Linked DNA regions of Homo sapiens: region 1 is linked to region 2. The links are chromatin loops, found by intact Hi-C in ENCODE. Cell type or tissue: Caco-2. All regions are shown on one strand. Links, peaks and the distances in the headings refer to the core of each region. The heading gives the core; the rest is flanking DNA.

Region 1 (16,399 bases), core at 5,674-13,673, 94 kb before region 2:
CTAGAGTAGCATGTCCCATGAATAAGGCTGATAATGATGTGGTTAAAGTAAAACTTGCAGTATAGGAATTCCAATTAGAAACTTATACTAAGAAAATGAAGTTATGTAAAAGTAAAAATGGGATGCTCATTGCAATGTTGTTTATAACAGAAAAATCAGGGAATGGGACAGCATTTCAAAAAATATAGTTCAATGGAGTAAAATGTAGCATATTCTTATATTGGAAAAGGTAGCTAATGACATGGAAAGTGGCGTATAGTGATGATATATTATTGTTAGCTCAGCAATAATATAAATTACATATTTAGATTTAATATTATAAATTTAATGATTTATATTTAATAATATGAATTAAATATAATTTAATTGCACTGCACTCCAGCCTGGGTGACAAAGTGAGATCTTGTCTCCAAAAGAAAACAAACAAACAAAAAGATGTCTGGTGTAAAACATGGCTTTTGTAGGAGGAGGCTGGCCATGATTTACTTGATATTAAAAATTATCAGAGATCTTCTGGATCAGAGCAGCTTCATCAATCTTTCCTTTTGTTATGTTGTCATGGTAACAATAGGGCTCAGGCTAAAGCAGCCCTTATAGTTCAGTGTAAATCATATTTAACATTTGAGAAGTTTCCCCTTTTGACTCATGCTTTGACTGAGACGTTGAAAGATCCGCATGGTGTGCTGAGACAATATGGTCAATAACGATCTTGATCCTAAAATCTAGATATACTAAAATTTAAAAGGTGTTTGTCTAGGAGTGGATGGCTTGCCGGGTTTTTGTATCTCTTCCTCTTCACCCTGACCTTGCTTCTTCTTCACTACAGTGTATTTTCTACTTTTTTTCCTGTTTAAAAATGCTGTATCACTTGTTTTTAAGATAAAATAATTCCCTGTCCCCTCCACCCTGCAGATTAAAATGCTAATCTGATGCTGTTGGCCTCCTCTTCAGAACACCTCAGTGTTTCTCTCCACCACCTGCAGTCAGAGGCAGGGTCCTGTGCTTCGCAGCATCGCTGTACCTCTCAGCGTCACCTGTACCTCTCAGCATCGCCTGTACCTCTCATCATCGCCTGTACCTCTCAGCATTGCCTGTACCTCTCATCATCGCCTGAACCTCTCATTATCGCCTGAACCTCTCATCATCGCCTGTACCTCTCAGTACTGCCTGTACCTCTCATCATCACCTGTACCTCTCAGCATTGCCTGTACCTCTCAGCATCACCTGTACCTCTCAGCACCGTCACCTGATACTCCCAACTAGCACTTGATGTTCTCAATCTTCCTGTAGTTTCCAAAACACAACTTGCTGTTTCAGGCCTCCTTGTCTTTGTTCAGGCTGTTCACTGGGCCTAAAGTATCACTTCCTCTTCAGCTATTCGTATTTTTTATTCTTCTAGTTTATTTAGGCATCACCTCCTCCAAGAACCTTACTCACTAGCAACCCCTCTTCCCACCCAAGCCACTCAGCTGTCCTATCATCTATTCTCTGAACTCAAAGAAGCAGGAATCTTGTGTCATTCATCACTGTGTCCCTAGAGCCTAGCATAGCACCTGGGATATAGTTGATGCTCAAGTAACATTGTTAAACTAAGCTGAACTGAATCAAGGGGGATTTGTGCTTCCTACAAGAGAGAAAAAGACAAAACATTTTTCTGGGGCCATGTACAGGTATTTTTCTGATACGATTCTAAATGTCTTGAAAATTTCCTTAAGAGAAGCATCCAGAAGGTCACACAAGCTGTTTCTAACTGACTCCACAAAGACTCAGCTATGAGTTGTTTGCTTTAGACAGACTGCAATCATAACATGGGCTCAACAGATCTAGAGGCTTTTTAAGGCATCAGCAAACATGTAGCATGCCACAAAAGCAGCAGGTGGGTTTATTGAGGGAGAGAAGCCAGAGTGTCAGCTTCTCAAACTCAAGATGTTAAAAACTCATCATTTTTTGATTCCTTCATCACTCACAAAAACAAAACAGACTCTAGTTTTCTCCAAGGTATCCAGTTTATTGTTTGTTCCCATTTTCCTTGCCCTCCACTTCAATTTATCTTCCCTACATTTTTTGATGCTGTGTGTCCTCCATCACCGTGTCCATCATCCACCTTCAGGCCACCATCATCTCACGTGAACGTGATGTCACATCCCTTCAACCTGCAGCCCTGTTTCTTTCCTATCATTCTCATCAAATAGCCTCACTACCAGCAGACATATCTTTCTAGAACACAGGTCTGATAATGAGTCTATGTGTGAAGAAGTCTTCAGTGTTTTCCCTGTTACCTACTGAATGAAATCTAAAGACCTGAGTTTGACATTCAATGTCCTCTACTATCCTCCACTATTTGCTTTTTTATGCGACTAAGCAAAATTGAGCCCATAACCCGAAATTCATCTAAAATACCCCAATTTCCATGAATATCAGTGATGATTTCTTCAACTGAAGGTCATATCGGACCCCTGAATGTTCTCATTTTTAAGTTTTTTTATGGTTTTAAGCCTTTTTGTTTCCTTTTTCTTTAACAGCATCCATACATGATTTATCATTGTGTATCCTCAAACAACTATCCTATTTTTTTGTGTATACAGAGTAAGCCATCTATAAATATTTGTTAAATAAGGCATTTGGGGCTAATTTCATAAACATTACTCCAAATAATATTTTTTGAGGCTACACATTAAATTATTTATAGTCAACTTCCCAATTGAAAAACTCTGTGGTTCTCTATAATTATTTAGCTTTATTGTGATATAATTGATATGTGAAATTTACATATTATATCTCAATAAAGCTAAAAATGTTAGATAATCAGAGTTTTTCTGCAATGTACAATTTAGAAAATGTACACAATGTACAACTAAAGACAAAATGTGCAATTTAATGTACACATTTCATTGAGCTTTGACATATGCATACACCAATTATACCATCCTTTACAAGGTATCTAAAGTAGTAAAAGTCATAGAAACAGAGAAGAGGGTGGTGGTTTTTAGGGGCGGGCTGAAGAGGGAAACAGGGAGTTGTTGCTTAAATGCTTAATTTTAGGTATCGACTAGGCAGGATTATGGAATATCTAGAGAACGGGTAAAGCACTGTTTCTGGGTGTGTCTCTAAGGATGTTTCCAGAGGACAGTAGTGTGCGAGTCAGTGGACTGAGTGGGGAAGATCTGTCTTTAATGTGGGTAGGCACCATGCAATCTGCTAAGGGCCAATTTGATAGAATAAAGAGGGAGAAAAGGATTGTCCTCTCTCTCTCTTTCCTAGAGCTGGGACACTCTCCGCACCCTGCCCTTCCACATCAAAACTCCATGCGCTCTGGCCTGGGACCCTGAGACTGCAGCACTTACACCAGCGCCCCCTGGACCCCCAGGTTCTCAGGCCTTCAGACTTGAACTAAAGATTAAACATTCTGCTTCCCTGATTCTGAGGTTTTTGGACTTAGACTGAGCCACAGTGCTGGCATCCCAGCAAGTCTGCAGCTTGATGGCTTGTTACCATACTCCTCAGCCTCCATAATTGTGTGAGCCAATTCTCCTAACAAATCCCCTCTCAAATTATCTATCTATCTATCTATCATCTATCTATCTATCTATCTATCTATCTATCTATCTATCTATCTATCTATCATCTATCTATCTATCCTCACACATATCCTATTGGTTCTGTCTCTTTGGAGAACCCTAACACATGGGCATAAAGTTTCACTTATGCAAGATGAATATGACATAGAGATCTGCTATATACAATACAATATTGTGCACTTTAAAATATGTTAAAAGGACAGATCTCATGTTAAGTGGTCTTACAAAAAAACACACACTCAAAAGAATACAAGTACATTTTTAGAAGTAATAAGATATGTTTGGTTCCTTGATTGGTTTGATGGTACCACGGTTGAATGTATATGTCTCTAATGTATTTTTCCAATTAGAACTGTTGTACATAACAGGCTACCCATCCTGATTATTCATCTCTGCCACTCAAAAATATTATCGTTTTTCTTGAAACATAATAATGCATCTCATGCTGTAGCTATTAGTTTATGTTCAGCTATACCAACAGTAGACTGTTGTATAGTATCAGAAAAAAACGTGTATTTTGTCTTATGTACACGATAAATAATTAGTCCAGGACAAATAAAATAGTGCAGTGACCTTCTGGGGAAAAATACTATCAATTTTCTCAAGTAGTGTTTGTTTGGTGTTAGTACCATCTAGTGGGAAATGTGAATAGTGTTCAAGAATTAAATCGGCATTGGAGAGTTAGTATTGAGACAGGCCTTGAACATTCACCTGGTCCAATATTCTCTATTATTCAAAGGAATAAACTGAGATTTAGAAACTTCAAGGACTTTCTCAAGATTTAGGTAAGGCTGAGCACCTATTATGTGAAATAAACTGTTAGGTGAAATGCAAAGAATTGTGTTTACCACCAACATGGAGATATAAGATATTAGTAAGTAAAATGTGATGATAAAATATTTGAATTATTCAATATGAGTAAAAAACTACTAATAAAATGAACACAAATTTCTATAAGAACTCAGAAGAGTAAGAAAAACATGCTAAACGTGCCGTGAGTAAAAATGCAGTTTTAGAAGAAGCGTAATTTGTGTTAAATCTTGAAAGCTGTGTAGGATTTGGATAGCTAGAGAAGCAAGGAAGGAATATTTAATGCAATGGAAAGGAGAGAAAAGGAGATATTCAAGGAACAAAAAGCAAAAGAGTAAGATGAGAAAGTAAAAGGGCATTAACTAATTTAAGTGAAATAGGTATGAGTAAATCAATTTGATATGAGAAGATAAAGAATAAATCACAAACTCTAATCACTAAATTGGGTCAGTGTAATGAAGGACTTTGTAATTCAAAGGCACAAAGCTTGGAATTGGTAATTCAAGTTCTTAAAGTAGCAGTGGTTACAGTTTCAAATTATGACTACATATCAATAATTTTTTAAAAGGCAAATATCTTAATGGTTTATGAAAGAGTACTTCTGGCTTGAAATAAGATTTCCACTAAAGGAACACACATTGATTCAAAAGGTGTTATATTTCAAATAACTTAAAGGGAAGTGAAAATGATGTGCTTTGGAAAATTGTGTTGGATGATTCACAAAGTAGCTCTGATGACAAAGACACTAAGGTCAAAGACGTAGGTGAAAAGTTAGAATGAAATTGTGGCATGAAGTCCAGCTGAAAAAGGATTCTGACTAAATCATTCAACTTTATTAAGTATTACATGTGACTTAAGTGTGGAATAAAATGAATAAATGAAATAGAAACATAAAAAGAAGTGTAGTAATAACTGCCATTTATTGCTTTTTGGCATTATTGGGATTGTGCTTTACTCTGTCTCAGTTATTTTTGATATGTTCTGCATTCCTCACATTTTTATAACATATTTTTTGTATAATCAGAAAAATACATTTTTCAAAACTGAATAAACAAAGAAGCTTTTTGCATTTAATTTTTCTTTAAAAGTTATACATTGACATGGTTTAACATTCTCAGGAGTATATAGTGAAGGAGTTTTTCTTGCTTGCCCGTGTCTTGGGAATGGATCTTGACTCCTGGGAGACACAGCGTAAAGGGAAAGCCATAAATCCAACATTATTATTTTTCTAGCACTTTTAGTGGTTTCGGTATGTTTATTGAGTAATCAAACTTTGCCTTACTGATTTGTGATGTCATAATCATCATAAACAAAATTTCAACATATATTGAAAATTATGTGCTTTATAATTCAACATATATTGAAAATATGTGCTTTACTTAAAATCTTTTTATTCTGATCCATTGATGTGTCTCTCTAACCATGCACCAGTAACAGTCTTCAAATCACTCTGATTTTATAATGTTTGAAAATACAAAAGACCAGGATTCCTCATAACTCTTCTCTTATAGAAGTGTCCTGCTGTTCATTCTTTTTTCTTTTCCATGTGATTTCAGCATCATCCTGTCTACAGTTAAAACAAATCCAGTTGCAACTTTCACTGGGTTTGCATTATAATTATTAAATTGCTTAGGGGAAATTGGCATATTTATAATGTTCAGTCTTATTCAAGAACATGGTCAAGTTTGTTGCTTTAGTAAGCACTGTTACTAAGCTTTTTTCAGATAGTATTTACATGTTTTGTTAAATTTTGGAAATTTAATTTTCTTATTTTATTAGTAATTTGATTTTTTTGAATTGTGTTTAGAAAATAATGCAGGCATTCATTTTACTTTTGGAAATTAGGTTTATTTTAGGCTTGATATGTGGCCCTTCCTTCCTTCCTTCCTTCTTTCTTTCTTTTCTTTCCTTTCTTTCTTTCCCTTTCCTTATGAGTTTTCTACTGGCATTTAAAAAGAAGGTTCGGCCGGGCGCGGTGGCTCACGCCTATAATCCTAGCACTTTGGGAGACCGAGGTGGGTGGATTATCCGGGGTCAGAAGTTCAAGACCAGGCTGGTCAACATGGTGAAACCCCGTCTCTACTAAATATACAAAAATTAGCCTGGCGTGGTGGCAGGAGCCTGTAATCCCAGCTATTCAGGAGGCTGAAGCAGGAGAATTGCTTGAACCTGGGAGGCAGAGGTTGCAGTGAGCCGAGATCACGCCATTGTTCTCCAGCCTGGGCAACAAGAACAAAACTTCGTCTCAAAAAAAAAAAAAAAAAAAAAAAAAAAAAAGAAAAGAAGAAGAAGGTTCATTGTCTGTTTTCAGGTTTCAGAGACTGTGAAGTATTAATTATATCTATTTTGTTAATTATGCTATTTAGACCTCTATGTGTTTTTTCCCATAATCTGATACAGAGTGAAAACAGTTGAATTCCTCACTCCTGCTAGTTCTATGTTCCTATTACCTCTTGAGTCACTTCTAGATTTTGCTTTATAAAGGTTGACTTTATTTCATTTGAAGTTTATGTAGTTATAACTATAATATCTGCTGTGTTAATTATATTATTTGGTCTTATTACATGCTCTTATATGACATTAACTTTTTTGTCTGATATTAAGATTACAATTCTTGCTTTACTCTGATATTAAGATTACAATTCATAATTTTACTGTTTAAAAGTGTAATACTAAAGTATTGCATAGTGTCCCTAAGTACAAGAAAGCTGTGATGTGCTTTTACAGAGAAAATATAGGTGTTAAATAACCTTTGGCACACCATGAGTTCAATGTTAACAAGTCAACAATGTAGTACTTCCAAAAACAGAAACAGAAAAAAAGAAAAAGTATGCCACTACTCATGCTTTTCTTTTTAAATATTATAAATCTCTTTGCTTTAACTCTGTTTCTTGTGAACAGAGTAAAATTGAACTTTGTTATTTATATCGAAACTCTAAGTTACTTTAATAAGTGAGTTTGTCTATTTATAACTGAAATGTTTATTTTAGGATAGAGCATTGGATTTTATGTTAAGCTTGGTGGATTTGTAGCTTTAAAAAACATGTGTTGTATGTTTTATTTTTTGTGTCATTCTAACATTGAAGATTTAAGATCATTCTAACTTAAGATTTAAGTTTCATTCTGGAGGTTATGTTTTAGATCTCTAATTTTGTGCAATATCCTTAAGCTTCTGTTTCTTTACATTGAATTAATTACTTCCCACATGAATGTAATTACCTGTTATGGACAATAATGGAATTTGTCTATATACTCTTTATCCTGCCTTCCTGTCTCTCCTCTCTCATCTGATTTTAGTTGAGCATATTACCATTCTTAGTATTTATTCTTATCAATTAAATGTACTTATATCTGTTTTACTTGATTTGCCAGATTTAAGTGAAATACTTTTGCTCTCAGACATTAAAGATGAGGAAGTCAGCATTACACAATCTCCTATCTTCTTTTCTTCCATTTTTTGTCATTTGTACTTATTTCTATATTTTCAAGTCATGTTTTTGGCATTTGCATTCTGCCCTGCCAGCTAAGTCCTCATATTTACTTTCATCACAGTCCTACAAATAAAAAGATTCAATGCTCACTGCCACTTCTGTCACTGATTTTCTGGGACTGACATTCTTTGGTTTCTGTTATGTTCTATACTATTTGTGTCTTTTCATTTGTACAAACATTTGGCTGGGTAAAAAACTTGTGTGATACTTTCTTTCCTGGAGGATTTTTGTAAATGTTCCTTCACAAACTTTAGCTATGCTATTGGATATTGCTATGAAAATGTACAAATCTAGACTGACTCTATAAGTAGCTTTACTTTTGCCTAGCTAACCACATGATTCTCTCTTTATATTTTAAATTTAGTAACATTACTAGGATGTATCATTATACTTCCATTCTGTGTCAATTTCCCAAGGACATAGTTTGCCTTTTCAATATCTAGATTCATGTCTAATTTTTACTTCAGAAGAATATTCTTGAATTATAACTTAAACTACTTTTACTTTATGACTTAAATTTTCTAGAAAATGAACATATCAGCACTCTTACACCTATCTTCCACATTTTTCATGTGTCAATTTAAGAAAAAAAGACACCAGAGAAGATTATCTCCCAACAAAACAAATGTATTTGGGAGTAAATAAAGAGAATTATAATCTGGGATGTACTATGGCAAATACAGTGAGGGAAGAGTAAAGGAAAACTTTTATTGCCAATGGTTGAAGTTTACGTAAACTGCTCAGAAATAGAGTTCATTGGATTCATTGGCTCAAAGCCAGAGATATTGGTTCATTGGTGGAGATGCTATTACTCGGCAAGTGTTAAGGGAACATCTTATCGGAATTGCTGCAATCCTAAAGAATGTTTAGTGATAAACCTTATCATAAAAGTATGTGTATATATGAGAAACATGCAAGAATTTCTCGTGGGGTTATTTTTTAAAGTCCTTTAGACTGTGTGTGTGTGTGTGTGTGTGTGTGTGTGTGTGTGTGTATCTCAGACAAGTAAGCATGAGTTCCTTTCCTTCATGCCCTCCTGACCCCAATTTGTGTGTGTTTGACTGGTTACTTCATCCTGGTATCGGCAGCTTTCACATTTCCCCATTCTGATCAAGATCTTTCTCCAAAAGCATTGCTAATTCATTTTCATTCTCTATTTCAATTTGGGTATACTTGCTTTTATTATTTATATGCTCAATATTCCTTTGTGTGTTTCCAGCAATGTCTCTATTCTCCTTATACCTGTTCCAATTTCAACTTTATTTCTGAAGTATTTTTGTACAAAATTTCATTTCTACTTTAAAATTTGTGTGATCATACTTTATTTCTTTTTTATTATACTTTAAGTTTTAGGGTACATGTGCACAACGTGAAGATTAGTTACATATGTATACACGTGCCATGTTGGTATTTATTTCTACTACATCAAGATATTTGAGTATTTTTGAGTCTCTGCAAAGTCTTGAGTCTCTGAAAGCTCTTCTTATTTTGTAAAGAAAAGGGCTTCCTTTCAGAAGTGTTTGCCTACCACATTCATCTGTATTGTAAAACAAAATTCTCTTGTGATTTTTTTTAATCAGCCATTAAGTTTTCCAGCTTTTTCCTTGTAGAATAATTTGTAGATGCAGATATTCTCTTTATTTACAGATTCCGTATTTGTAAATATGCCTACTTGCTAAAATGTGTTTGTAGCCCCAAATCAATACTCAGGCTACTTTTGTGGTTATTCAAGGGCGTGTCCAGTGTGGCAAACATTTGAGTCTCCAGATGTGCATGTTTCTGGCTGAGATCAAACAGGACAACGCTCTGTCTTCTTGGTTCAGCTCTCAAACTGTAAACTAGCGTTCTTTCTGCAGGCTACCCCGGTGCCACATTTTCCATGTTCTTGTGCTTTTTGTTGATAATTTTACTGTTTAAAATGGCCCTCAAGTGTAATATTGAAGTGTTATACAGTGTTCCTAAGCACAAGAAAGCTGTAATGTGACTTTACAGAGAAAATAAATGTGTTAGATAACCTTTGGTACCGATTTAATGTTAACAAGTGAAAAATACAGTACTTCCAGAAAAAAAAAAAAGAGAAAATTTACCAATCTGTATGTGAGACTACTCAAGAAAGTGCTAAAGTAGCAACTATAGTGTGCTATGAAGCTATGGCAGAGATGAGTGACTAAATGTGTGCATGCATAAAATAACAGCTAATAAAAAGAAAACAAATAACAGTCACAACAGCAAAACCACAGTGGGCAGCACTATTGTGAGGTTGAAAGCCAAAGAAATTTATGATCATATTATCTAAGATCAAGAAAATCTTAAACCCTTCTCAGCTAGTGCTGGCTGGGTCACATGTTACCAAAGGAAATGCAGCATGGAAAATGTTAAACTTGCAGGAAAGATAGGTTCTGCAGGTAAGAAAGCTGGAGAAGAATTTTTAAAATAAAGGCTAAGTGTTATACAGAAAAAGGATTACATGGACGAGTTGTTTTTCAACACTGATGAAACCAGCTTGTTTTACAAGGATATTGGCAAAGGAACTCATATAATGTGAATGCAAATTGTATTTAAGTTGATGAAATGCTGCTGTGAAAGGTTTGCAGGACTGTAACCCTGTATTTATTTCCCCTAGGAGCAATAGCTGAGGTTTTGTTAATTCCCCTCAGAGCAATAGCTGAGGTGATTGTATAGAACATAATCCCTGTAAATAACAAGAATTACATTATTCTGGTTTTCTTTATTTTTAAAGCAGATGACTTTATTCCCCAGACAAGCATGTTTCCAGGGATTTGTATGATGGAAGAGCCAAAACCAACAGAACATTTCCTTATGATCCAGGGTTTTCAGTGTGTTTGAGCTTTACTTTCTCACAGCCAGGGAGAGTGTGCAACTTCAGGTTTTGTTGTTGTTGTTGTTGTTTTTAACAATAAAGAATATCTTCTTTTAGCCTTTTCTACAAAGATAATCCTTTTCATGCAAATGACACTTGCGGCATGGCTCCATATTTAGTCCATCTCTTCTACTTTCTGATCCAAGCCAGCTCCCTGGATGATCTTCCAAGAAACATTCCAAGCCAAATTCAGTAATTGCTTTAGCTTACTGCGTAGAGAGAGGTAGAGAGAACTCACCCTGTGGTCTCATGAAGTTCAGGAGAAACAGTTCAACTTCCTAAATGCTAAGCTGATTAGTATTAACATGGCAAGGTACCAGAGGAGAAAGACATCTCAGAGAGATCGAGTTAGAGATAGAGAGAGACAGACAGAGAGAGAGAGAGAGAGAGAGAACTTTGACAGAGAGACAGAGAGAGAGAGAACTCCAGATATCTTCAGAGAGTTCTCCTCAAACCTGTGGCTGAATACTGATCAGCCCATCTCTATAAGAAAACAAATGTGGCTGGGGAAAAACCATCAGAAACAAACAGGGAACAGTTATTCTCAGAGCTCACACCAGGCCAGGAAGAGTTCATGTCCCCATCAGCTAGAGTGAAACACCTCTTAACATATGGCCATTGAATAGAGTCCTGGAAAGTGGCAATAAACAATGGCATCAATAGTTGGATTCAATGGTGGTAATAAGAATAACCCCAGATTAAAGACTGCTGTGGGCTTAACAAGGATTGCTAGCAAGCCCCAAAGGTCATTCTTAATGGGAAATTATTAAGTCTTTCACTTTCACCATGTGAAGGGGTTGCTGCTTATTCCTAGTTTGATGGAAGTTTTATTATGAGTAGATTAATTCAATTTTTTTTCCTTTCTATTGTGAAATTTTTAAATATATAGAATTTTAATAGAATAATATAATGAACACCCATATCTCCTTCTACATTAACTAATTCTTAATTGTTAATATTTTGACATTTTCTATATATTTATTATCCATTTATATTGCTTCCTCTTGATACAGATATAGATGTAGATATAAGATATAAATACATCAGTGGATATATATATTATATATATGCTGAATCACTTAAAAGTACGTTTTAGACATTGTGAGTAAATCTTAATAGAATATATGTACACGTACATGCACACACACACACCCCTATATACCACGGAATAATTTAGCAAGTATTTTCTAAGAACAAATATTAAATACAATATCATTATCACACTCATGAGTTTAACATTAATATGATAACACTATCTAAAAATGCCTCTTTGGGTTTCTATCTTGTTATTCAATTCAGGATCTAATCAAAGATTGTTTCAGAGCATTTAGTTTCTTACCTGTTTAGTCTAATTTTATCTCAAACCATTCTCTTACTCTTTGTCTTTCATGTCATTGGGATTCTTTGAAGAGTGCAGTCTACTTGTTTTGTAGAAGGTCCTGAAATTTGGAATCCTCATATCCAGATTCAGATAAAGCTTTTTTGGAAGTAATTCTACATAGACATGTTGTATGCTTCTCAGTGCATCACATCAGGAGACATATGATGTCAGTGTGCCCCATTATTGATAATGCTATTTGGTGATTTGTTTAAGTGTTTTCCACCATTTCTTCATTGTAAGGGTATCTTCTCCTTTGGGAATTCATAAGTACTCTACAGCATGAATCTGGGAGACTACCTGAAGATCCTGTCAGAGGTGTTTAAACCAGAGAAACTCTATCTTGAATAGGGGCTGTGTAAAATAAGGCTGAGACCTACTGGGCTGCATTCCCAGGAGGTGAAGGCATTCTTAGTCACAGGATAAGACAGAAGGTCAGCATAAGATACAGGTCATAAAGACCTTGCTTATAAAACAGGTTGCAGTAAATTAACAAGCTAAAACCCACCAAAACCAAGATGGCTACCACCTCTGGTCATCCTCACTACTACACTCCCACCAGCACCATGACAGTTTACAAAAGCCATAGCAACGTCAGGAAGTTACCCTATTTGGTCTAAAAAGGGGAGGCATGAATGATCCACCCCTTGTTTAGAATATAATTAAGAAAGAAACACAAAAATGGGCAACCAGCAGCCCTCGGGGCAGCTTTGTCTAAGGAGTAGCCATTCTTTATTCCTTTACTGTCCTAATAAACTTGCTTTCATTTTATGGACTTTTCCTGAATTCTTTCTTGCATGAGATCCAAAAACCCTCTCTTGTGGTCTGGATTGGGATCTGTTTCCGGTAAAAATCCTATCTCCTAAGATATTTTCAGTCAATTATTTTAGCATCCACTGTTTGCTTGAATAAATTATTAAGTTGGCTCCAAGGTAGTCATTTCATAATTCTTTCAATTCTTTTTACATTTATTAGTTGGCATTCTTTTCTCCATATCCACCCTCCATCTTTACCTTGCTCTCTGCCCTGTAAGACTGATCTGTAAAAACTACGGCTCTGCAGCCCTCTGGCTTCCTAAGTCTGGCTTATTGGAAGCAAAGACAAGAGAAACAGGAAAGAGGGAGAACTGTGAGGTCAAGAATTTATTCACTTCCTGCAGGGTAAATATGGACTGAACCAACTGACTCTGATTCAAGTTCCTATTTAGCCAACCCTTCTACATAGTCATCCTTGTCTCCAGGTTCTAATAACAGCCATCCTCTCTTCTCATTTAGGCCTAGAGGTTGTATAGGAGTTTTATTACAAGCTCAGAATCCTGCACTATCCTGGTATCTTGCACCCTTGCTTGTGGTTTTCCCATATTCCTCTCATACCTTTGTAAATAGTCCTTTTATTAAACTTTTCTCAAATGGCGTAACTTGTGTCATTGTTTTCCTGCTATGACCCTTGGTGTTTCATTTGCTTTGCTCACTTCCTTTTATTTCTCTTTCACAAGAATCACAGCTGCATTCAATGGCTCTTCCAAACTTCTCTGGATTCCTGCTCATTTTTCCTCATGATGTTTTTACAACAAATCTTTTGGACATCTAGTCTATCTTGGCATTTGCTGCTTGGAGGACCTAGACAAACATTGTAGTTTATTAACTTCAAGCATTCCCATGCCATAGACTTTAGTTAAAGCTTATAGAAGAATTGAAAGAGTTGAATATGTTGCCATCAATTTAGTATCTATCAAGAAAGATTCTCTTGTACTAGCATTTCAATAAAGGTGCCTGAATTGAGTGTGTGTCAAGGGGGTGGTTAGACTTGGGGTTAAAAACAACTGGGAAAGATATAAGCTAGCAGCATATGTTAAAATCAGAACCGTATTAACTTGAAGAAGTTCTAACTCATATCCTTTACTCTTATGTCTTCAGTTAATGTTGCCCTGTTTTTGTCTTCCTTGCTGTTTCCAGGGAAAGAATATTCAAGGCATTTGTTTGGATGGTGGAACTAGGGTCTATGTGTAGGTCTAGAGATGGCACATGCACCTTCATGCTAAACTCTCCATCAGCAGAAAAGTGGAAAAGACTTTAGAATGAGTTTTAATTTCTGGGGCTGTCACTTATATGACCTTGGAAGAGTTCTTTAGCTTCGATGAACTTGTCTCTTATTTTATGAACAGGGAGGTAATAAATATTCACTTTTAAACATTTTTTTGAGGATTGGTGAAACTGCCTATAAAGGACTTAGCACTGTGCCTAGAATATTGTAGGATATTTGGTCTATTATTTTTGTCTACATGTGTGAATTAGAAAAAAGCCCAATCTATTGATAAGATGTTTGGATCTCCAGTCTCCAAGGAGAGTGTCTCCTCACTCCACTTAAACACCAATGCTGGTGCCCCACAGCTGTGTAACCAGGACTTGTTCCCAAAGGCCAAATGCCTGTGGTCTCTGGAGCAGTTGCCTGAAGAGTGCTGCTGCTGTAATTAATTGTGGTAAAGTTTTAATGAACCCCATAAGGATATTTTTTTCTGACACTTACTTTGTAAAACCTAAAATAGTTTCTATTCCTATGAGATCAATTATAAAGTTTTTTTTTTTATCTTTACCAAGATGCCTGAGACAACTTTCCAGCTGTGTCTTTTTAATGAATTCTCCACATGGCTCCTGGGCCATTGGTTCTTCCTACACTGAGACAGCAGGAGCTCCCGGGGAGCAAGGCATGGAAACTTCTGAGATCCAGAAGATGATTTCCCTGGGAAGGCTCAGAAGTGCACATTCCTTTCAACTTAGAATCTCTCTAGATTCATTCACAGCCACTGAGGGAGGGAGGAAGTGATGGAGAGTACTCCAGAAGGCCTTAATATGTCTCTTATAGATCAGGCCTTTCTCATTAGTTTTATATTTGAGTCTAGACTTTGGGCCTCTCAGCTCTGTCTTGTTGACTAGCAACTAGAGGAGGTGTGCTATAGATCAAATCCTCAATATAGATATGAAAAGCATATCTATACTCTTACTAACCCCAACCCCAGACTCAGGCTACCTCTGGTCTTTAATTAACCTGATGGATGTGCCAAATGATCCCTCACTCCCAGGAAATGTGCTTATCCACATACAGGCCAGTTTGGACATTCAATTGAACGAATTACTCAATTTGTGATGAAAAACATTTAATTTAAGCTACTTTGGAGAAATAAGTTTAGGTCTATAAGGCCAATTTATGAAATAGACTGACATTTATTGCTGAAGTAACCAATTCTTTTGAGCTTTCATTCACATTGGTTTTTACACTTACCATCTGTCTGACATCTCAGCAGCATTGAGATTAAGGTAATTGAAAAAAGAAGCCAGGGTGGATTCGATTTAATATAGACAGTCCAGTCAGTAGAGGTATTGCCAAGATATATCTGATGGAATTTTATAAAGAGGCTTCAGCTCATTATTGAAAGGTAAACAATACTGACACTTATAAAATACTTCCTGGAAAAAAGTAAGCCAGCAAGGTACTAATAGTCAAAAAAGTTTCCTGGATATGTTAGGCAATTTTGTTTAGATAAATTCAATTTAATTTATATAGGGTGATCAGATGGTCAGAGGTTTTAGAGAGAAAGTTCTTAGAGTGAAGAATTAGTTAACAGAAATATACAATTTTAGGTGATTATAAGTGGTCTCTTAAAGCAGAGAACATTTATCATACATGCTTATCTCTTTTTCCTCCCCAGCTACCACTAAAATGGCAAAAAAGCAAAGGTATAATCCACAGAAAAATATAAAATTAGAGGGAAGACAGAAGCAGACCAGAGAAACTGCAGATTTCTTTTTCAATACAGAAAGGCACAAGGGGAGTAGTAACCAACTTATCAGATAAGAAGCTACCAGCTAACAAGCACGCAAAAGAGAAACCACTTAGAAGCACAGTGCATTCCTTTCAAGGGTCCTCAGGAAACTTCAGACTAGCAATAGTTGAGAACGAGAATACAAAAAGGGTGAAAACAGGGGTGTAAGCTGAAAATCTATTATTACAGCAGCTGAATCCTCTGTCCTCTTTACCACCACCACTCGGTTAGGCAAAAACGTGCCCTAAGCAGGAGCCTAGAGGTTATTCTATGGAAAAATTGAAGATAAGGCTTAGATTGCAAAATCTTAGAGCAGAAGACAGTGAGGCTTGGGACTGAACTCAGAGAAATCAATAACCAATGTGAAGACCCAGGGAGGAGAGTACGCCCCATGATGCTCCCTGCCTCTCAGTCTTTCATACTCAGGTACATTCTCTTCTT
Region 2 (16,399 bases), core at 4,026-12,025:
TCGCAAGATCCACCAGCATCTTGGGAACATTGTTGGAAGCATAGGACATGTCAATGACGGCCAGGTGTGAGAGGAAGAAGTATGAGAGTGTGCAGACTGTGGTCCAGACAGATGAGTTCCAAGGCTATTCCAAGGGAGAAGCTCCAAAAGAGGAGCACTTCCATCTCAGCACTGAGCTGGAATCCCACCAGGATGAATTCTGTGACCATTGATTGGTGACATCCCATTTCTTTTTTTTTTTTTTTTAATTATTATTACACTTTAAGTTTTAGGGTACATGTGCACAATGTGCAGGATAGTTACATATGTATACATGTGCCATGCTGGTGTGCTGCACCCATTAACTTGTCATTTAGCATTAGGTATATCTCCTAATGCTATCCCTCCCCCCTCCCCCCACCCCACAACAGGCCCCAGAGTGTGCTGTTCCCCTTCCTGTGTCCATGTGTTCTCATTGTTCAATTCCCACCTATGAGTGAGAATATGCGGTGTTTGGTTTTTTGTCCTTGCGATAGTTTACTGAGAATGATGATTTCCAATTTCATCCATGTCCCTACAAAGGACATGAGCTCATCATTTTTTATGGCTGCATAGTATTCCATGGTGTATATGTACCACATTTTCTTAAACCACTCTATCATTGTTGGACATTTGGGTTGGTTCCAAGTCTTTGCTGTTGTGAATAGTGCCTCAATAAACATACGTGTGCATGTGTCTTTATAGCAGCATGATTTATAGTCGTTTGGGTATATACCCAGTAATGGGATGGCTGGGTCAAATGGTATTTCTAGTTCTAGATCCCTGAGGAATCGCCACACTGACTTCCACAAGGGTTGAACTAGTTTACAGTCCCACCAACAGTGTAAAAGTGTTCCTATTTCTCCACATCCTCTCCAGCACCTGTTGTTTCCTGACTTTTTAATGATTGCCATTCTAACTGGTGTGAGATGGTATCTCATTGTGGTTTTGATTTGCATTTCTCTGATGGCCAGTGATGATGAGCATTTTTTCATGTGTCTTTTGGCTGCATAAATGTCTTCTTTTGAGAAGTGTCTGTTCATGTCCTTTGCCCACTTTTTGATGGGGTTGTTTGTTTTTTTCTTGTAAATTTGTTTGAGTTCATTGTAGATTCTGGATATTAGCCCTTTGTCAGATGAGTAGGTTGCGAAAATTTTCTCCCATTTTGTCGGTTGCCTGTTCACTCTGATGGTAGTTTCTTTTGCTGTGCAGAAGCTCTTTAGTTTAATTAGATCCCATTTGTCAATTTTGGCTTTTGTTGCCATTGCTTTTAGTGTTTTAGACATGAAGTCCTTGCCCATGCCTATGTCCTGAATGGTAATGCCTAGGTTTTCTTCTAGGGTTTTTATGGCTTTAGCTCTAACATTTAAGTCTTGAATCCAACTTGAATTAATTTTTGTATAAGGTGTAAGGAAGGGATCAAGTTTCAGCTTTCTACATATGGCTAGCCAGTTTTCCCAGCACCATTTATTAAATAGGGAATCCTTTAACAGGATCTGAAATTGTGGCAATAATCAACAGCTTACCAACCAAAAAGAGTCCAGGACCAGATGGATTCACAGCCGAATTCTACCAGAGGTATAAGGAGAAACTGGTACCATTCCTTCTGAAACTATTCCAATCAATAGGAAAAGAGGGAATCCTCCCTAACTCATTTTATGAGGCCAGCATCATCCTGATACCAAAGCTGGGCGGAGACACAACCAAAAAAGAGAATTTTAGACCAACATCCTTGATGAACATTTATGCAAAAATCCTCAATAAAATACTGGCAAACCGAATCCAGCAGCACATCAAAAAGCTTATCCACCATGATCAAGTGGGCTTCATCCCTGGGATGCAAGGCTGGTTCAATATATGCAAATCAATAAATGTAATCCAGCATATAAACAGAACCAAAGACAAAAACCACATGATTATCTCAATAGATGCAGAAAAGGCCTTTGACAAAATTCAACAACTCTTCATGCTAAAAACTCTCAATAAATTAGGTATTGATGGGACATATTTCAAAATAATAAGAGCTATCTATGACAAACCCACAGCCAATATCATACTGAATGGGCAAAAACTGGAAGCATTCCCTTTGAAAACGGGCACAAGACAGGGATGCCCTCTCTCACCACTCCTATTCAACATAGTGTTCAAAGTTCTGGCCAGGGCAATTAGGCAGGAGAAGGAAATAAAGGGTATTCAATTAGGAAAAGAGGAAGTCAAATTGTCCCTGTTTGCAGACGACATGATTGTATATCTAGAAAACCCCATTGTCTCAGCCCCAAATCTCCTTAAGCTGATAAGCAACTTCAGCAAAGTCTCAGGATACAAAATCAATGTACAAAAATCACAAGCTTTCTTATACACCAATAACAGACAAACAGAGAGCCAAATCATGAGAGCCATTCACAATTGCTTCAAAGAGAATAAAATACTTAGGAATCCAACTTACAAGGGATGTGAAGGACCTCTTCAAGGAGAACTACAAACCACTGCTCAATGAAATTAAAGAGGATACAAAGAAATGGAAGAACATTCCATGCTCATGGGTAGGAAGAATCAATATCGTGAAAATGGCCATACTGCCCAAGGTAATTTATAGATTCAATGCCATCCCCATCAAGCTACCAATGACTTTCTTCACAGAATCGGAAAAAAACTACTTTAAAGTTCATATGGAACCAAAAAAGAGCCCACCAAATGTTGGTGATCAAATTAATTTTCTGTGGTAACTTTTTAGAAAACGTTAATGATAAAAATACTGGGAGTAAAAAGCTATTTATGTACAACCTGAAAGCATGCTAAATGTAAATGTTATGTTCTATTTCACAAGGGAGACCAGTTTGGGTTGGATTGGTGAAGAGGGCTCCAAGAGTGCTTTGCAGAATCAGTATTAAGTATGAAGTCAAGTGGGTAGAACAGTTAAAATTGTCTTGAAATAAGGAATAAGAATTTCAAGACTGGGAGCTGCTAGGGGTAGTACTTGAATGAAGTAGAGTGTGTGCTTTGAAGAATAATGAGGTAAGTAGAGTAAGCCTCTATTGGTCACACAGATTATGTTAAAAGAAAAATAACTCCAATTATACTCCTCTTGGATATATCTTTTACTGTTCTCCATGATAGGTTAAATCTATTACTATTATTTTGAAGTGCTCCCTCCACCATAATTTAAGAATTAAACCTCTATTGAGATCTAGGTTAAGAAAAGACACTCAGAGGGTAAGAACTGGAAGGATTTTACAATCGTCAAACTTTATCACTTAGTGCAAAAAAAAAAAGGATAGAGAAAGAAAGAGTATGGCCATTTTATCTGTAGGCACTAACCCACAATAAGGAAATAAATATGTGGCTAAGAAATGCTTGAGATGGAAGGCACACTGAAGAAATTCAAGGAAGAAGATGAAGTATACCTGAACTACCAAGTCAATAATATTTGTGAGAAATTTGCAGTAGTTATTTTACAATGACGTTTTCTCCATTGAGAGAAAGCTATTTTTCTGAAGTGATGCTTTAACAGAATTCAGGGACCTCTAACCAGCAGAGACCAAGAGATCATTGGCTCTCCTCTAGGGAAACTAGGAATTAGAGAGTGGAACAATTTTAAGATTGATAGAATAAGTATTGAAAGAAATTAATTTAAGACATGATCTTGGTTTTTAAATCTTCTGTGCAAGAGTCTTGTCTTTTAACAGAAATCCTGTCCCTGTCCAATCCCAAGTAAACACACATAACACATCCCATGGGAATGCTGAAAGAACAAAATGAATAAACATGGGCAATGCCTTCACTGGTTTGCCTGCTAATAGGAAAGTAGCAAATATCTTTAATTGTCTCTGGAGAGATATGATTAGAAGTATTACCACTGGGTTCTGTTCTCTCAATTATTATTTTTCTCTGCAGGGAGTGAGTGTCTAGTCAAATGATGGTAGAAAAAGCCTGGCTTACACAACTAATTGTATCATAAAGTTCAGGAGAGCTTTGTATCTGGGCTTCACCTCCCAAGAAGGCCTCATTAGCGAGGAGAATCAATCCCAGTCTATCCATTCTGCCTTTCCTGTCTTTGAGGTTCCTAGCAAGCCCAAGGGTATGTTAGAAGAAAAGACCACAGATTATTGTACTGTAAGTAAATGTGGTGTATTTGCCTTGAGAAAGGGTTTACAGATGGAAATGGGAAAGGGGCAGTGAATGAAATCACTGGCTCCAGATAGTAGCGATGAAATGCCCGTGCTATGTGGTCTCCTTCTGCTTCTAAGTCTGTATTTATAGCTAGGGTCCTGAGGGGACCTCTAGGGGCCACCGTCTATCCCAGGATATGGCCATGTACCTCTGACCTTCTCGGCCCCTCCATCCATATCCCCTCATTACCCTGTGGCAGCTCCTGGCTTTGTCATCACTGTGCCATAGAAGAGGATCAGATAACCATCCCTATAGGGTATGATCTGGCTAAAGGGCTCCAATGATTGTCAGGGGCTATGCGGCTCAGGTGACTCTTTTTTACAAATAATGCTAATTTTAAAAACTGAAGTAGAGTTTGTAAGTGGTTTGCTTACCCAGGGATGTATCCTCCTTGCCCCTCTGCTAACTGCCTAGTCCTGCACATTCTCAGAAGCGTTGTGTCACCAGACAAGATCCCCTTCTCAGTTGTTCTGGATACAGGCACCATTCACTCACAGGGAAAAGCCAGTGCCTGTCAGGGTACAGGTTCTCTTTTTTTTTTCTGATTTTAGCAGAGGAACCATTGAGCACAGAACATGTCTCCTTATGATGACTGGATCCAGACATTCTCCTTAACGATGGTTCTCATATCCCTAATTATATATCTAAAAAACCTAAGTTCTTATGTGAGTTAATGCATTTAATCCTCACAACTATGTTATGAGACAGAATTTATTACCCCATTTTGTAGATTGGGAAACTGAGGCATGAAGAGGCACAGAGAAGTCATAAAGCTAGTATGCAGCAAAGCCAGGATCTGAACCCAGGCTGCAGGGCTCAGGAATCCATGCTTGTTCATTTGTTTTTAACACTAGGCTGCGGCCGGGTGCAGTGGCTCACGCCTGTAATCCCAACACTTTGGGAGGCCAAGGCAGGCAGATCACCTGAGGTCAGGAGTTTGAAACCAGCCTGACCAACACGGAGAAACCCCATCTCTAATAAAAATACAAAATTAGCCAGGCATGGTGGTGCATGCCTGTAATCCCAGCTACTTGGGGAGCTGAGGCAGGAGAATTGCTTGAACCTGGGAGGCGGAGGTTGCGGTGAGCCGAGATCTCACCATTGCACTCCAGCCTGGGCAACAAGAGCGAAACTCCGTCTCAAAAAAAAAAAAAAAAAAAACTAGGCTGCTCCCTAGGACTAAGCTCAGTGTCAAAGTATATTATTGGAGATGGCAAGTTATTTCTGAGTAATTGCAAAGATTTGACAAATCAGTGCTGCCTTACAACCCCACTGCTGGAGGCCCCAGGGCTCCCATTCTAAGACAATTTTCAATAGAAACTTTTCTTTTGTGTCAGTGCTAAACACCCTAAATACGCCCCCCTTTTCTTTCCAAAAAATTAATCCTCTCTCTATCATTGGGATATTTAGCATGGTGGGATTGACCTCTTACTATTACAGCCTGTATTTTTTTTTCTTCAGTAAGGGAGTGTGGTTACTTCAAAGGAGTCTTCCATTTCTTTAAATTGCTTTTTAATTTTAAAAATCAAAATATAGGAACATTTATATTAGGAAATCAAAGCAAAATGTGTGTCTTATATTTAAACTCAAAAACAGCCAAAAAGAAAAGCAAGATAAACGTGAAAGTGTTTGCAACACCATGATGATTGCACTGGATTTCCAATTCCTATGCTTTAATACTTCCCTCAATTTTACGATCTCTTTAATATCATTAGTAACAGCTGACATTTATTAAATTCCTATAATGTACCAGTGCGATGGTATTTCTTCTTCACATCAGTCCTTTTGGTATCTGTGGTCAACATTTTACATTTGACAATAATGAGCCTTAGAATACGTGACTCAAATGCGTCATGTTCATTGCTCAGAATCAAGACTGGAATAGTGTTCTGGCCAAGACTGTTACTCCTGTTGCTTTCATTCTTATTCAGAGACCATATTTTTTTCTGTCACTGCTAAATTTGCTTTGCTCTTTAAGAACAGAAAAATGTATCCATGCAGTTTTTTCCCTTACTCCATCCACTGAAGATTGTTCTGTAATGTGTAACTGGAGTGGATGCCTAAATAAATCTTCCTTTCAGATATCTGATTCTTTATTGAACTTCCACAGGCTTTTCTAAAAGAAAAGTCTGACTACTTGAACTGTGAAATCCAAAATACAAAAGGATGCCAATAAATAAAAGGAAAAAAACTATTTTCCTCTTATACTGTATATTTGTTTACTTAACTTCACAATTGAACAGATGGACAATTTTTGTGTGTAGGTAGCCACCATTATAGACTTTTCTCCTTGTGGCCTCTTGTACACAACTGTTAAAAGCACAGTTGATAACCAGAGTTTTATACAGTTTGGATGTAGTTCACGTCTGATTAAATTTCACTTTCACTAAGAATTCTATTTGTTTCTTTCTTTATTCCTGCTCTTTAGAAATAGTTTATTCTAGGCTGCTGGGGTTTTTTTCCCCGAAATTCCTTACTTTACAAAAATTACAAATAAAACTATAAACCCAGATTTGCTTAATTATGAATTTAGATTAACCAAACAATTGTATTTATTTGGTAATGACTGGATTTTTTTTTTACTCCTAAAGCATCCAAATGCCTGCTACCTAGGTCACTGGGCCTTGGAACAGTAGGAGCACAGATGTGTACACCACAGATGGGAGCCAGGAGGGACTAAAAATATGCAAAATATCCATGTGCTTGGAGGTCTCAGGGATAAAAGGCTTCTCCTTTTCAGCTTGATTCATTGGGACATTAACACAACATTTGCTGTGTCCAAAAATTGACAACTACCATTCTGGCATTAAAATTATATTGTGCAGAAAATTAAACAGTTTCCTATTTCAAATATGTGCTCATTGGAAGTTCTGTACATACATATCTTTTAACTGTATTCTGCTTTCATGAATCTAAAAGTAAATCAATTATTATAAAGTCAAAAGTATATCAGCTAAACTGATGAATTTTTTATGTCAATTTCAGATTGTTAAAAATATAAACAAGGTTACAAAGAATAAGTACAATCTCCTGCTCACTATGGTTCAGGTACATTGTGTTTCTTTCTTTCTCTTCCCAGAACTCACCAAGTGCATCTTGTTCAGAGACTTTGCGTTTACTGTTCCATTACTGTTCTCTGTGTAGAGAATGATCCTCTTTTGGCTCTGGGCAGGGTTGTGGCCTTCATGGTTTAGGTTCCACTCACCTGTCTCCTCTTAAGAGAGACCTTTTCCAACCATCCCATCTAAAGGAGACCCCCCTCAAATCAAGTAGCTTTCTATTATTTTACCTAGATTATTTCCTTCATTGTTCTTTTCATGGCCAGCAATTATCTTTACTTGTTTACTCCTGGTCTTTTACAGTGGTAATGAATCATGCCCTCTCTCTGTTCCAAGTCTGGAAAAAATGAGTTGAATAATACATGAAAGAATCGGATATAATTCAAAAAGGTATTTTATTAATAAAGTCTGTTGAAAAGCATGGTTTATATTTTCAACAAAGTTTCTCTCCAAATTAAAATCACAACCATTAGCTGACACCCCTTCCCCACCTCCAAATGGGACTGAACATGCTCCTGATACCTTAATCCCAAGCAGATAGAAATGCATGCAGGTGAAACAGAGAACAGAGAAAGGTCACCCTCAGTTTCTCTTTCCTGTTTCACAAATCATATAAATTAGGGGAAAGAGAGAGGCAGGTATACTCTAAAACAATTTTATCCAGGGGCATAGAGGTTTCCTTCCCTAAATAGAAATGTGAGGTGTGGAAGAGAAGCACATCACCTTAATATTACTTCTTTATAATCTGCCTCCCTTTCAGAATGTGTTTACATCATCCACAGCTGGGCCTCTAAAGCTTAGAACAGTGGCTGAAACAGATCATGCACTCAAGGATCATTCGTTAAGGGATATACAAAATACAAATATAAGTTACAGAACATTGTTTGCTTATGAAAGTAACAGAGATTGTAATTGGTAATGCCTAGTACTGACTATGTGGCAAAGAGACATGATTCTTACACACTGTGGGAGGGAATTGCAATTGGTCAGATTTTCTAGATGGAAGTTAAAATAGGGATAAAAACCTTAGAAATGTCTGTATATTTAGCATCTGCAATTTCACTTTTAGAATATGTTCTAATAAATAATTATGAATATAGGCAAATCTTAAGTTTAAGAGAAATGTATCTCAATGCCAATAAAAATAAGAAATAAACAAAAATTCAAACAGTAAGAAATTCAGTAAATTGTGACAGAATATTGTGCCCCTTTAAAATAATGTCCATAAAATATAATTTCGATACAGGAAAAGTATTATATTAAGTGAAAAATTGTAATGTTTAAATACTCTGTACAATACCCTATTTTAATATATAAATTTGAGGATCTACGTATTTACTAAAATAAAAGACATCAAAATTGTTTTTTTAAAAGTATCCTGTTGGATTTGAACCTTTAGCCTGATTTGAAAATAAAGATAGTCCTCAGGCTGTTTCTGGAATAAATGTGAAGTGTTAACAGAACAGCACCAGGTCACATGGTTTCTCCACCTGATGAGGCCATCCGTCCTGTTCATGGCCCTTGGTCGCCCCCTGCTGGCTGGATAGACCCAGACCCTCCAGGAAGAGCTCCTTAGAAAGAGCTCACCAGCTGGGGCTGCACCTGATCCCATCCCCATCACATGCTCAGATTCCATCTGAACAGCAACAGGGCTGCTGGCATGATCACAGGTGATGGAGAAGAATACAGTTAGGGGAACCGACAGCAACCCCAGTTGCCATAGCTGGGAATATATTGATGACAAAAGACTCTGTCACACTGGAAAGTAAGATAAGCTCTGAGAGATGTCAACATATTAAGTTATAATCGAGAAAAGAGTCCAATAAAATACAATTACGATACAGCGATCATCTTTAAATGTAACCACTTAATGTAAATTGGTTTTTCTTTTGAATTTCTTATTTAAAAGACCTCAGAAATGTCACCATGCTTAGTTATTTTAAAGATATATACATGTATTCATTGTATGTAGCCAAGAATTATTTCACTCATGCCTAATTTACAATAACAGATGCTGATGAAGAAGTAAGGAAAACTCTCAAAATAAAACTACAAACACCAGATATGGAAAAGAGGCACCTAAAGTTGCTGCTAGGGAGTACTGGCCAGCTTCTGAAAAGGAGCGTCTTATCTCAGAAAGCTTTAAAGAAACTACAAAATTGAAAGCTATTTAAAAGTGATTTCAAATCTGAAATAAGTGGGTAGAAAAGCCTGTGAGGAGGTGAGGGACAGTGAGCAAGCCCATGGCAAACAGAGGGTCCCCGTCCCTGCACATCTCAGACTGAGAAGGAAGCAGGATGAGCAAGTGAAACCACCTCATAATGCAACATTTGTCAAGGTCCTCTCTTCTCAAACTACGTAAAAATCAAGATTTCACACTGAAAGGGAAGCAAGGATACTTGAGTTCTTCAAAATAACACATGTGCGTGTGTATCCCCTTATGTAGGGTATATTATAATAGATCCTGTTTTGTTATATTTTATTAAATGTTATATACATGTACACATACACACACAAATATATATACACATATACATGTATGTATTCTTATTATTCCATTGATACAATGCGATTTTTTCTCATTTTTATGAGCACACTTGGTTAGTTTTGGCAACATATCTGAGAATAAATTCTAGAAAATTCATTCAAAGTTATAATTTCTAAGTGCTCCCTCTGTGCATCTTTGACTGGCCCACAGCTCTGACCTTCCTGTCCTAGATGTCCACAAGAGCATGGAAGGCAACAAGACATGGATCACAGACATCACCTTGCCGCGATTCCAGGTTGGTCCAGCACTGGAGATTCTCCTCTGTGGACTTTTCTCTGCCTTCTATACACTCACCCTGCTGGGGAATGGGGTCATCTTTGGGATTATCTGCCTGGACTGTAAGCTTCACACACCCATGTACTTCTTCCTCTCACACCTGGCCATTGTTGACATATCCTATGCTTCCAACTATGTCCCCAAGATGCTGACGAATCTTATGAACCAGGAAAGCACCATCTCCTTTTTTCCATGCATAATGCAGACATTCTTGTATTTGGCTTTTGCTCACGTAGAGTGTCTGATTTTGGTGGTGATGTCCTATGATCGCTATGCGGACATCTGCCACCCCTTACGTTACAATAGCCTCATGAGCTGGAGAGTGTGCACTGTCCTGGCTGTGGCTTCCTGGGTGTTCAGCTTCCTCCTGGCTCTGGTCCCTTTAGTTCTCATCCTGAGCCTGCCCTTCTGCGGGCCTCATGAAATCAACCACTTCTTCTGTGAAATCCTGTCTGTCCTCAAGTTGGCCTGTGCTGACACCTGGCTCAACCAGGTGGTCATCTTTGCAGCCTGCGTGTTCATCCTGGTGGGGCCACTCTGCCTGGTGCTGGTCTCCTACTTGCGCATCCTGGCCGCCATCTTGAGGATCCAGTCTGGGGAGGGCCGCAGAAAGGCCTTCTCCACCTGCTCCTCCCACCTTTGCGTGGTGGGACTCTTCTTTGGCAGCGCCATTGTCACGTACATGGCCCCCAAGTCCCGCCATCCTGAGGAGCAGCAGAAAGTTCTTTCCCTGTTTTACAGCCTTTTCAATCCAATGCTGAACCCCCTGATATATAGCCTAAGGAATGCAGAGGTCAAGGGCGCCCTGAGGAGGGCACTGAGGAAGGAGAGGCTGACGTGAGACATCTCAAAGGGAACCATGGGGAGGGAGCCTTGCTCCCTGCAAAATATAGAAGTTGGCTTTTTTTTTTTGTCTTCTGCTAGAATAAATGCTACCTTAAACTGGAATACTATAGACCTATACATATAAACTGAAGACACAAATCTTTTAGAAAAGATAGGTAAATGCATTTATAATACTGGATAGGCATAAATTCATAAAGAAGACACAAAAGTCCCTAGATATAAAATTTTTAAGTTCGATAAATATAGGACCTCTTCACATTAATCATTGTGCTCATCAAAGTCACCATTAAGAAAGAAGAAATGCAAGCCACAAACCAAGTGATCGTATGGAAACTACATGTACCCAGAAATGGAACTATTGTTCATACAGTACATAGAAAGAACTCCTTTAAATCAGCAATAAAAAATATAAACAACCAAATTTTATAAAATTAGCAAAACATGTGAACATATACTCTTACAGAAAATACAAGGGGCTGATAAACATACAAATGCTGCTTTCCACCATTAGTAAGCAAGGAATTGTAAATTAAAACCACCATGAGATACTATTATATACCCACTAAGATGTCTGAAATTTTTAATGGCTTATTTATCATTGAGGTTATTGGAAATCTATTTCTAATATTGGAAATGGTCGATACTAGCAGAGTTTGTGCCAATAGTAGCCAAGTCACATTGAGTTAACAGGAGCATAGTACACATCCTCAAGATCAATAATTAGTGACACTTCCTGTGAAGATACACAGGTTAATGCTTAAGGCTTTGAGGGCCATCTTCTGCGTCAAAACAACTCAACTCTGACAAAAGCAGCCATAGACAATGTGTAAACAAATGGGTGTGCCCGTGTTCCAATAAAACTTTATTTGTAAAAACAGGTGGCTGCTGGAATGGTGCCCAGGGACAGTAGTTTGTGAACCCTTGTTCTAGATCTTAAAACTAGCATAGTTCCAGCTGATCCCACTTTAGAGACCCTCACTGGGTGGGGCCTCAGGGAGCATGTGATTAGACATGTCTTGCAGTCAAATTCCTGTGATCACATTGTACTTACTTGAGAGTGAGACTTTTCCTCCTTTGACACTTTCTAAAATATGCCATGACTCAATAGCCAGTGGACTGTAAATATTCATGGTTTCTCCATCACACAGGAATTAAGAGCAGGCTCCTCATACTCCATCACTAATTTGAGCCTGAGATCTTAGGATAAAAGTTTGCAACTCAACATTCTAATTGGAGCACAGCAGTCCAGTGAAAACAAGCACAGAGATATCTTGTACAGATTAATTTTTAAGAGTGGATTTAACAAGATCGTAGATTTTTAATTGTTTTCTTTTATATTTAGCAACCATTTTATTAAAAGCATCTTATATCTTGATATTGAAAAAGTCCTAGTTTTAATTATATTTTGAGAGAGCCACTCTCATCTTAGCCTGGAATACCCAGAAATGTAACTCTTAACCCTAAGCTGATAGCTGATAATAATTTTGCCTGGAAGAGAACATAGAAGGAAAAATTACTAATATCAAAACCTCAGGATATGTTAGAGTTCTTTTTAGGATGGAGTCTTGCTCTGTCACCAGGCTGGAGTGCAGTGGCACGATCTTGGCTCACTGCAACCTCTGCCTCCCAGGTTCAAGTGATTCTCCTGCCTCAGCCTCCCGAATAGCTGGGATTACAGGTGCCCACCACCACACCCAGCTAATTTTTGTATTTTTACTAGAGACGGGGTTTCACCATGTTGGCCGAGATGGTCTCCATCTCCCGACCTCATGATCTGCCCGCCCCAGCCTCCCAAAGTGCTAGGATTACAAGCGTGAGCCACTGAGCCCGGCCTGGAGATCTTATGCTGTAGAAATCTTTACTATGTAAAGAAGGGAATCACTAGACTGATACGGCAGGGATTTCTAAAGCTGAACACTACTCTGATATTCAGAGCACAAGTTATCTTACTTTCACTAATCTCAGAAAGTATTAACCTATCTTGCTTCCTTTTTATTCCTGAAATGTAAAGTGTTGTATACTAATGTATTATTGTTTCCATTTTTTTTTCTTGGTGCTCCTCAGCCAATTTTAAAATCAACCTGCCCATTTCTAGCCCTCGCACAATAGCATACGATTTTCCTCTCAGTGTCTACCATCCATTATGACAAAATATTTCACTGATAGAATTCTCTGTGACATTTGATTTGACAACAAAAAGAATGGTGACTGTCCCACAAGATAAGAAAAGCTTTTAGGGGAAATAGATGCCTACCTAGGCATCCTGGGACAAGCTGAATTCACTTTAAGAGGGGGAGAAATGTTAACTAGAATAAGCAAAAAAGAGGGAATTCTCTTCCATGAGGAAGGCAAAGGAGTGAACTCAACATAGAAACGTAATGAAGTTCAGGTGGAATGGGTCATGCAGACTCAGCAAATAACGCAGGATACTGCTAGGACTCAGTGTTAGAGGAGGGGTTTGTGCCCTGACCCAACAGGACTTATTGGCTGATTTTTTTGTTGCTTGTCGGTTGGTTGGTTGGTTGGTTTTTTTGTTTGTTTGTTTTGGTTTGGTTTGTTTGTGTGTGTGTGTGTTGTTTGTTTGTTTGTTGAGACAGGGTTGCTCTGTCACCCATCAAGGCTGGACTACAGTGGTGTGAAGTTGGCTCACTGCAACCTCTGCCTCACAGGTTCAAGTAATTCTCCTGCCTCAGCCTCCCAAGCAGATGGGACTACAGGCAAGCACCACCATGCTCAGCTAATTTTTATATTTTTAGTAGAGGCGGGGTTTCACCATGTTGCCGAGGCTAGTCTCAAACTCCTGAACTAAATTGATCCACCCGCCTCAGCCTCCCAAAGTGCAGGGATTACAGGCGTGAGCCACTGTGCACTGTCCCTATTGGCTGTTGTGATGCAGACAGAAGCAAAAGCAGCCCTGGGGCAATGGCCTTCCATTCTACTTGAATAGGCACAAGGGGATCACTGAAGGGAACCTTGTAGACCTTATAACTTATCGAAGTTCTCTGAGGCACTGATAATTTTCACTGATGGACTATGACTGCCTTCATCCCAAGAGTAGATCTGAGTAAGATATAACCTGTAGTACAATTAGGAGTTCTGGGAACTATTCTGAAAACACCGTGCCCTCACCTGAGGACAGAGGTGGGTCCCGCTATATAGCAGCACACAATAGAAACTAGTTTCAGTGGAAAGCTTTTAAACCTAGATAGGGTAACTGAATTTGTCCCCAACAGAGTTGGAACCCGGAAATAACCAAATCATGGCTAATTGTAACGATACTTGTCAGTAATAATATGGTGTACGAGCATGGGCCACAGCTGTTAGAAAGGGATAGTAAATACTTCTCTAATTCTTACTGATTTGTTCTGGAATGAAACTGCTTATACCATGATCACACTGCAGTATGGTATAACATTGGCATTGTTGGTAATATTCAACTATTTTATGTAAATAACTCGTGTTAATATTGAAACTGATGATGAAATATATTGCAAAATCAGGTTAAAACTTCCTGATACCAATGGAAAAGGATGGCCTGTAGAAGAACTTAATATAACTAACCATCAGCTAATATCTACGCTAAATTGTTCTGTATAAGGTTATCACAGGGTGCAAATAAAGGGGGAAGCCGGTAATCAGATTAGTGCGAAAACATGAAAATGTATGTGTATGTCACGACTTTATAGGATGGATTAGCTGTTTTCTTAGGTCTTTCCCTACCCCACAGTGACTCACAGATATTAGACATATTTATGCTGACACTATTGCTGTATCTGTTATATAAATGCTTTTCTAAATATAGATACTCTGAAAAGTGTGATCATTCTGGTAAAAGAGCCTAAGCCAAGTGCCTGGTGAGTGAACTGTACAAGAAAGGGTTAACTCAGTTAAATTTATATAAACTCATATAAAACTTTAAAATACTCTAATCATATCACTTAGAGTAAGACACAGAAATGGAAATTTTTCCCTTTGGAATTTGGATTCAGGGCCATGTTATTTTGGGTGGGAAATCTGAAGCAATAGCTTGAGGCCTATAATAAAGATAGCATTGATAGAACAGCATGTGTTCAAGGAAAAAATATAGGATCAAAAAATGAAAACAATGCTCAGTGGTTAAGATGAAATGGCTTTATGGGATAGGCAGAATTCTCTAAATGGCCCCCCTTAGACTTTTGTTATTTAATCAAACACTAATCTAGGTTCTGCTGTGAAGGGGCTTTGTAGATCAATGGGTCCTAAAATGTGAAGGTTACCATGGTAACAATCAGGTGAGTCTTCTAAAGGCTGGGAATTTTTTTCACCTAGTAACAGAGGAGGAAGTCAGAGAGATTTGAAGTGTGTGAAGCACTCAACAAACATTGCTGATTTAAACACGGAGGTGGTCCCATGTAGGCACCAGAGTGGCAGCAGGCAGCTCAGGCCATCCCAGATCCCAGAGGACAGAAAACAGCAGTGACAAATGGACAGAGATTTCAACCCTACAACCACAAGGAATCTAATTTTTCCAACAACCATTAAACTTGAAAGAGGATCTCAAGTCTCAGATGAGAATTGCAGACCAAGCTAAAATCTTGATTTTGTTTTAAAGAGAATCCAGCTGACCACCAGGACTTCTGATCAATGGAAACTGTGAGATAATAGATATGTGCTGTTTTAAGCCATTAAGTTTTTGTTAATTTGTTGCAACTGCAATAGAACGTGAATGGTGAATACACTTTTGGTATTAAATAAAGATCATTTGTTTCCAGCTCTAGTCCTTGCTAGATTGGTGATCCATAATTTAGCGCAATAATTCTCTAGCTCTTTGGTCTCAGAACACTTTTAAATTCTTAAAAATTACTGAGGGTCTGAAGATATTTCATTTATGTAAGTATATTTGTTGATGTTATAATAGAAATCAAAACTGACAAATTTATTATTTACTTTTAATTAATTTAAATGGCTTCCAATATAGGTTAATATGATATTCTTGATAAGATATTCTTATAAATAATATATTTTATAAAAAGTAACTTTATTTTACATTTTTGCAATTCTTAAAATATTCAGCTTAATAGAAAGCTGCATTTTACGTTTCCTTCATTCTATCTGTTGCCATATCAGCTAGCCTCTGAAAAAATTCAGTGTGCACTCGTGAGAGAACGAGGGTAAAAAAATATTAAAACTATCTAAATAGTATTGTGAAAATAGTTTTTATCCCACAGACTCTTTGAAAGCTTGTCAGAAATTTTCAGAGTCCCTCAACCACACTTAAAGAATAGCAGACAGCATATCAAAATGTCAGTCTTCATATATGTAAAATGAGGATAATGATCAGATTAAAATATATAGTCCATATAAAGCAGAAAATGTGTCACATTTTCTGAAACACAAAAAGGGCTCAATAATTGATACTTATGTCTATTTTAATCCTTTTTCATTTGTATCTATCACTTCCTACAGGAAATAGAAATTTATGTTGGCATTGAGAGATCTGTTC

Evidence for each region. A loop is a pair of places that touch in the nucleus more often than their neighbours do. Peaks named below come from ENCODE experiments on the same cell type or tissue, not always from the same donor. Only the 100,000 strongest peaks of a DNase experiment are listed, where the experiment ranks them.
Region 1: a loop joins it to region 2, with 10 times the contacts of the local background. A loop is called at or near these places in 13 of 110 quality-filtered maps.

Annotation. Positions count from the first base shown.
Region 1 is chr7:144,023,069-144,039,467 of GRCh38, forward strand. No RefSeq gene overlaps it. Among named protein-coding and RNA genes, the nearest start is that of OR2A5, 18 kb to the right of the region's middle. RefSeq lists a silencer at 7,314-7,514. In Caco-2, for the core only: no CTCF peak of the experiment used is centred there; a DNase peak (open chromatin) is centred at 8,873.
Region 2 is chr7:144,119,134-144,135,532 of GRCh38, forward strand. OR2A14 (olfactory receptor family 2 subfamily A member 14) reads left to right here and starts at 4,043. Exons shown (of 2, transcript NM_001001659.3): 1 at 4,043-4,131; 2 at 9,946-12,055. The coding sequence starts at 9,980. The coding sequence ends at 10,912. It also overlaps the pseudogene OR2A15P. In Caco-2, for the core only: a CTCF peak has its summit at 8,800 (motif pointing left); a DNase peak (open chromatin) is centred at 8,778.